Regions from separate parts of the Homo sapiens genome. Here region 1 is linked to region 2. A link is a loop called in an ENCODE intact Hi-C map of the cell type or tissue named here. Cell type or tissue: ovary. All regions are shown on one strand. Each heading gives the region's core, and the rest is flanking DNA. Links, peaks and the distances in the headings are about the cores only. Region 1 overlaps CEP85L (centrosomal protein 85L). Region 2 has its middle 110 kb from the start of ASF1A.

Region 1 (2,918 bases), core at 125-2,624, 200 kb after region 2:
GTCTCCTCTTTTTCTCCTTGGTCTGCTACAGGAGGCATGTTGCTTATATCCATATTTTTCTGCTGCCTGTGGAACTGCTGGCTTTTCAGCCCCAGTGAGGGTCTGACTTAGCAGCAACATAACATCCCTCTATGTGAGATCAAACACCTGAGTTAAATTTTGGAAAATTTCTATATACTTATCGGAGTCATCAGAAAATTGGGCCAAGTCTCTGTTTATTTGCTTAAGGTCCTGTAATGAGAAGGAAACTTGAACCCTCATGGCACCATTCCTATCAGCCATTTCCTGCAGAGGTAAGAATGAAGCGGGGAGAGTAGGATATACTGGAGATAGTGGAGCTGGAGGAGCTGATAGTATGATTGGAGGGGGACTGGAAGGATTGGGACATTCAATAGCTGTTTCAGATTGCTCCTCTGGAACCTGCTTTAGCTCTGGGGAACGATTCCCTGTGGCCGCTAAAAGAACTGGGTCAATTGTACAGAACTTGTAAAGGTCTGGGCTGTTTCACAGGGCAAAGAAAGTCTGTACATAGGGGATCTCAGTCCATTTGCCCTTCTGTTTGGAGAAAAGATCTAACTGTTGGATAATATTAAAATCAAGGCTCCCCGCAGCGGGCCAGGTTTATCTGTCCCCAAGATAGTAAGAAGGCTATGCTCTTGTGCAATAGAATATGAGTCACTTTTTTTTCAAAGTCTCAGGGTTGAAGGAGTCCCAGTGCTTTAAAATACATTCCAGAGGAGTGCATGCTGAAGACGATCTGTTGGCCATCTAGAAAGAGAAGTGAGAATAAAAGTGTCCTTTTAGTCTCCTTCCTTTTGGTGTATGACTCAGGGTGGAGAAGAAAACAGTAGGGGGCATTCCTCTAACTAGTCTCCCTCCCTGGTTCCTGGGTCCCGGCACCCAGTTAAATGTGCCGCCTGTGGCTGTAGGTGTGACCCTCCAAGCCATGGCACCAGAGAAACTAGACTTTTGAGGCCTAGTCACACTTACCCAAGTAGTCCCAGTCCTCTGCTTGTTATTTCCCTTTGACCTCCTAGACTTGTGTGACCTGTGTACCTCCCTAAAAAAAAATGGATCTCAGGGAAAACTGTGTAATTGGGGAAGGCCCCTTTAATGGAGGGGTTATGCTAGATTGAACTCTATATCCTGCTATTATGGCCCATGCTAAAGCATTTACCCTTAGAAAAATGGTTTCAGTTAACTTCCAGACTTAAAATCCCCTTACTAATTAAGTACTGTCTCTGTTGGAGACAGAATAGGTGACTTAAAGAAATGTAGGAACCAAATGGCTGTTTTCCTGCTGATGGGACAATATTGAGACTAAAATTTGGCTATGGAAGACATTTAATTTCTAACTGTTGAAAGCAGAATTTTCCCATTCCTGGAAGAGGCTTAGAGCCTGATTTCTAGCAGTGCAAAAGGAAGCTGCAGTGTTAGCATTAAAAAAAGTGCCTCATGTAGAGGATTTCTGTTTCCTCTAGGTGGCACTGTTGGCTTAGAAATACTGTGTGCTCCTCAGACAAGCGGTAGAGAGACCTGGAAATGCCGTGTGCTCTCCAGACCAAGGGGCTGAGAGAGAGAGGCTCACTGTCCCGGAGGAACCCTCTGTTCAGGAGATTGCAATGGCATTCTTGAGTTAAACTCCCGGTTACTAAATTCCCACACAGTTGACACATACACACAGAGTAAGAGACCACAGATAGAAAAGGAAGGAAAGTTTCATGACCGGATAGCTGAGGATTCTCTGCCAGCACCTGAAATGGGCTGTTGGAGGCTGGGTCTGGTCCAGAGGTCTTTGAGTCACACCAGGGTGTGCCCTGCCCAGAGATGCTCAGTTGCCTCAGAACTTTTCCCAGCCTTGCGCAACGGCGAGGTCTCCCCATGAAAGGAAGCTGATTCGAAATACGGCCAACATTCCCAATCACCTGTGGGTATTGGGGGGTTCTCCATGTTCTCACCAGCAAGCCTCACATCTGAGTCTTTAGAACAGCAGCCAACGATAAGTGTAGCTAACCAGCAGACAGATAGATGCCTTTTGATTGATTTGATTTGATTTTAAAATAGAGGCCAAGAGCACCTCAGAATGATAGAACAGATTTTAAGCTCGCTTGTATAATCACCACTTCAGTGAATGTTGTACCTCGGATTCCCGGCCAGTGCACCAAAATGATACGACTCTGATGACTGGAGGGGAATACCAGGGTCCTTTTCTCACGCCAGTTTAAATACGACGACATGGATATACGTGGAGTGGTTTTAAGGAGCGGAGAGAGTTTAATAAATCGGCAAGAAAGAAGGAAGGGGCTCCCCCATACAGAGACAGAGGGAGGGGGCTCCAAGCTGAGAGAGGGAACCCTGAGTGCAGCAGAAAACAGCCATTTATATTAGGAGGCTGGAGGAGCTGGTGTCTGATTTGCATAGAGTCCAGGGGATTGGGTTGACCAGGTATGTCATTCATGTAGCCCACAAAAATCTGGTCCTCCCACCCTAGCCTTTTAATATGCAAATGCAGGGCACCATGATGTTCTACACACGTGGGGATATGTGGGGGTGGCCATGATGCTAGGCACTTGTAGTGACAAGAAGAAGGTGGGAATTGCCATATTGAGTGGACCCAGTTTCTAATGGCTGGCATTTGCATATCAAAGCTTGCTGGCCCGCCCTTCAGGCCATTTTTCTGCTATGCAAGAAATGTATCTGGAGCTGCCTTAAAAGAAAAGAAACTTGCCAAGGACCCCTTGTCTTCTCTATCTGCCTAAAATAATTTCTTAATAACTCCTATAACATAGGGAGATTATTGACTCCATATCTCTCCAAACAGTGCAGGTAGATTAAGGACCAGATTATCATTTATTATCTGTCCTATCATAAAGTAATAGTTTTATTTCTAAGAAACTTTGTGTTTTCAAAACTTACAT
Region 2 (2,918 bases), core at 327-2,826:
TTGAGGACCTTACACCCTCACTGGAGACACAGCCCTGTCTCATTGTCAGACCAAAGAGGAATCTGTGTGTCCCAAGTTTTTAGTTCAAAAATATATTCATTATATGCAGGCAAAATGCAGCGATTGTTATAGTGAAGAATCCAGGGCCTGCCTTGTTTGAGAGTTTGGTGGGAGAGCAGCAGAAGTCAGGGGTGAGTGGGTAATTCAGGCAATGTACACGCTGTCTCCACATCTGAGAGAAGGGCACATGGGGCCCATGGTTGCCAGAAATCTGTCCTAACCCTTCCTTCTCCCTTGCTTTACATATCTAATCAGCCACAAGAGCTGTTGATTCTCCTAAATCATTCTCAGATCTGCCCATAATCTCTTTATTTTTTCTTATATAATTCATCAGAAACTTTTTTGTTTTTGTTGTTGCAACTTATGAGATAAAAATCTAATGGGATCTTTCTCAAGCTCCCAAGAAATGACAACGTTCCTTCTCCATCCCCTTACAACTCCCCACCCCCAACCCATGACACACCCAACACACACGCACACACACACACACACACACACCCGGAGACAACTCTTTCCTTCCATACAAATTCTGTTTGTTTAGGACTCAGTTTCCTTTGATCATCTGTAGATGTCATCCCGGAGGAGCCCCTCTAGTATGGATTTTCAGCACACAGAGACAGGGGCCTGGTTGTCCTAGGGAAATCCCCTAGTGATGTTTGGGAGCCCTGCCTCCGCCCAGTGCCAAGGTCAGCAGTGTGGGTCAGTGGGCTCTGATCCCAATGAGGGCCGGACCTCAGGCTTGAGACCTCCTCCCACTCAGTGCTGGGCCCCGAGCTGAGCCCATTCTCCTCCTAGCAGGCTAGAGCTGTGTGAGCTGAACTAACTGGCAGAGCCAAGTTGTCCTCCCCCGAGACTCCCATTCCCAAGTAAGGAGAATTGCACTGTGTGATTGCAGGTGGAATCTGCCAGCATGAGCTGCCTGAGAGAATAGACAATGGAGCTCTCTGTATCACTGCAGAAAAGGGGAAGGAAAATGCTGACATTTAAATGATTACATTTGGGATCTACAGTTGCCTTGGGGCATGGCAGTGATCACTTAATAGATGAGTCTTCCTTTTTTTTTTGCTTTCAGAGCTTAAATTAGCTTTCAAATAGCTACAAGGTTAGAGAATATATTCTTTAATTAAAGAGGGAGACCTAGCTTCCTTTTCCTTTCCCATAAAGCGTGTGTGTGTGTGTGTGTGTGTGTGTGTGTTTTACTTTGCATTTTTGCATAGACTTTGCAATACTGGGAGCTGCAGATAACTATAGGATTTATGTCCTCTACATAAGGTGACCACACAATAGGACAGTTATTTTAAATATTCTGTCTTTAGGATGAGTCATAATTTTTTATTAAGCAGATGTATTCACTATGCTTAAATGTTTTGGTATCAGTACAGCACAGGGCCTCACACAGAATATTTACTGAATGAATGACTGATTTTATGACCTTATACACTCTGTGCTAATAAATATAAATACACAGAAAATCCATTTGGTAAATATTTCCTAATTCTCTCTGGTAAAACAAAAATTCCAGTAACACGTGCATATCTTCACACACAGTCTAGCAAGGATCTCACTTGTCAGCAGAAATGAGCCATCTGGTTGCTGCCCTGAGAGCCCATCTTACACAAATGTCACCGCTTTCCACATTCACAACGGACCATTTCCTTACCAGCCAGGAGAAGCCAATTATATTTGTCAAATAACAAGAGCAAAGTACATTTTTGCAAGTCAGTCGTCTTGTCTATAATCAACTCAACTTCCTAAATATTAAATATTCAGTAATCTGGCTGTAGATTTCTGGATCATTTAAACAAATGAATAATGCTTGATAAAGCTCAGAAATTGTAAATTTGATAAAGCTCAGAATTGTCAGCTATGTCTTCATACTGTGAATCCAGCAGACTGAGAAATAACAAAAGTGAGTTTGCCAACCCTCTTAAAGATGCATTTGGACCCTGAAGTCCAAGGCAACTGTTGGTTTTGTGTGGCTTCCCCACACCCCAGCTCAGGTGTGTTCACCCACAGATTGTTTAGTCTGCAACTGAAGAGCTGAACATAATCTCAAGCTTGGTTATATCTGCTGCAGATTATTTTGTTTTTAATTTTAAAAAATACAATGTGACTTAGTTATAAATGAGAACAAATTAACAATGAACAATATTTCAAAAGCTGAAAAAGGTGGCACGGACACTAACAGTACTGAATACATAGGCTTTTATCATCTTCAGATTCAGAGTTTTTTGTAACTTAATTATATAAAGATGAGGAGTCAGTTTTGCAAGCTAAAAATATTTACTTATTAGAACTATATGAATACTTCAGTAAAGTATATTAAAAAAGATAATGAGACAGATGTGCATTTATAGAACTGCATGCCAGTTAGCCAGTTCCCTGCAAAGGGAATTCCCAGCATGATCTCATTAATCTGTGAAGACCCAGAGCAATCCTTGTTTAGATGTATGCATTCATCTACTTGTCCAGCATGGTCAGCCCTCCGCTCCTTGGTGGTTTCTCTCTACTGTGAATGTGCATGTCCAGTTGTCTATTTCTTAGAGTAGATATTTACCTTCCTCATCCACCAGCCTTTGGGGGAGGACTGGGGAGATGCAGATGATTGATTTGACCTGTTTTCCCCAGAGGGTTTCCTGGTGGCTGTCTTCCATGATCATATCTGGAATCAGATGTGTTTCCATAGCCTCTTCTTTTCTTCACATGTTGCTGAAGTAGAGTTTTGAAAAACAAAATCACAAACTTGGCTATTCTTCAGAAGAAATCTGTTATCAAAGATAAACTCCAGGGAGATGGACTCTGCTGTCCAACACTTGTCCATTTAAGATGTAAGCCATCCTGCCCCGCTTCCCCACTTC

What was found. A loop is a pair of places that touch in the nucleus more often than their neighbours do. Peaks named below come from ENCODE experiments on the same cell type or tissue, not always from the same donor. Only the 100,000 strongest peaks of a DNase experiment are listed, where the experiment ranks them.
Region 1: it touches region 2 in a loop (2.1-fold over the local background); 7 of 110 quality-filtered maps call a loop at or near these places.

What each region holds. Positions count from the first base shown.
Region 1 is chr6:118,579,579-118,582,496 of GRCh38, reverse strand. All of the region lies in intron 2 of CEP85L (centrosomal protein 85L), which reads left to right. It overlaps LOC107986524 (a long non-coding RNA gene), which reads right to left. Exons shown (of 5, transcript XR_002956384.2): 5 at 199-768. Among named protein-coding and RNA genes, the nearest start is that of PLN, 33 kb to the right of the region's middle. In ovary, for the core only: a CTCF peak has its summit at 1,499 (motif pointing right); a DNase peak (open chromatin) is centred at 603.
Region 2 is chr6:118,782,827-118,785,744 of GRCh38, reverse strand. It overlaps the pseudogene SELENOKP3. Among named protein-coding and RNA genes, the nearest start is that of ASF1A, 110 kb to the left of the region's middle. In ovary, for the core only: no CTCF peak of the experiment used is centred there; DNase peaks (open chromatin) are centred at 836 and 1,675.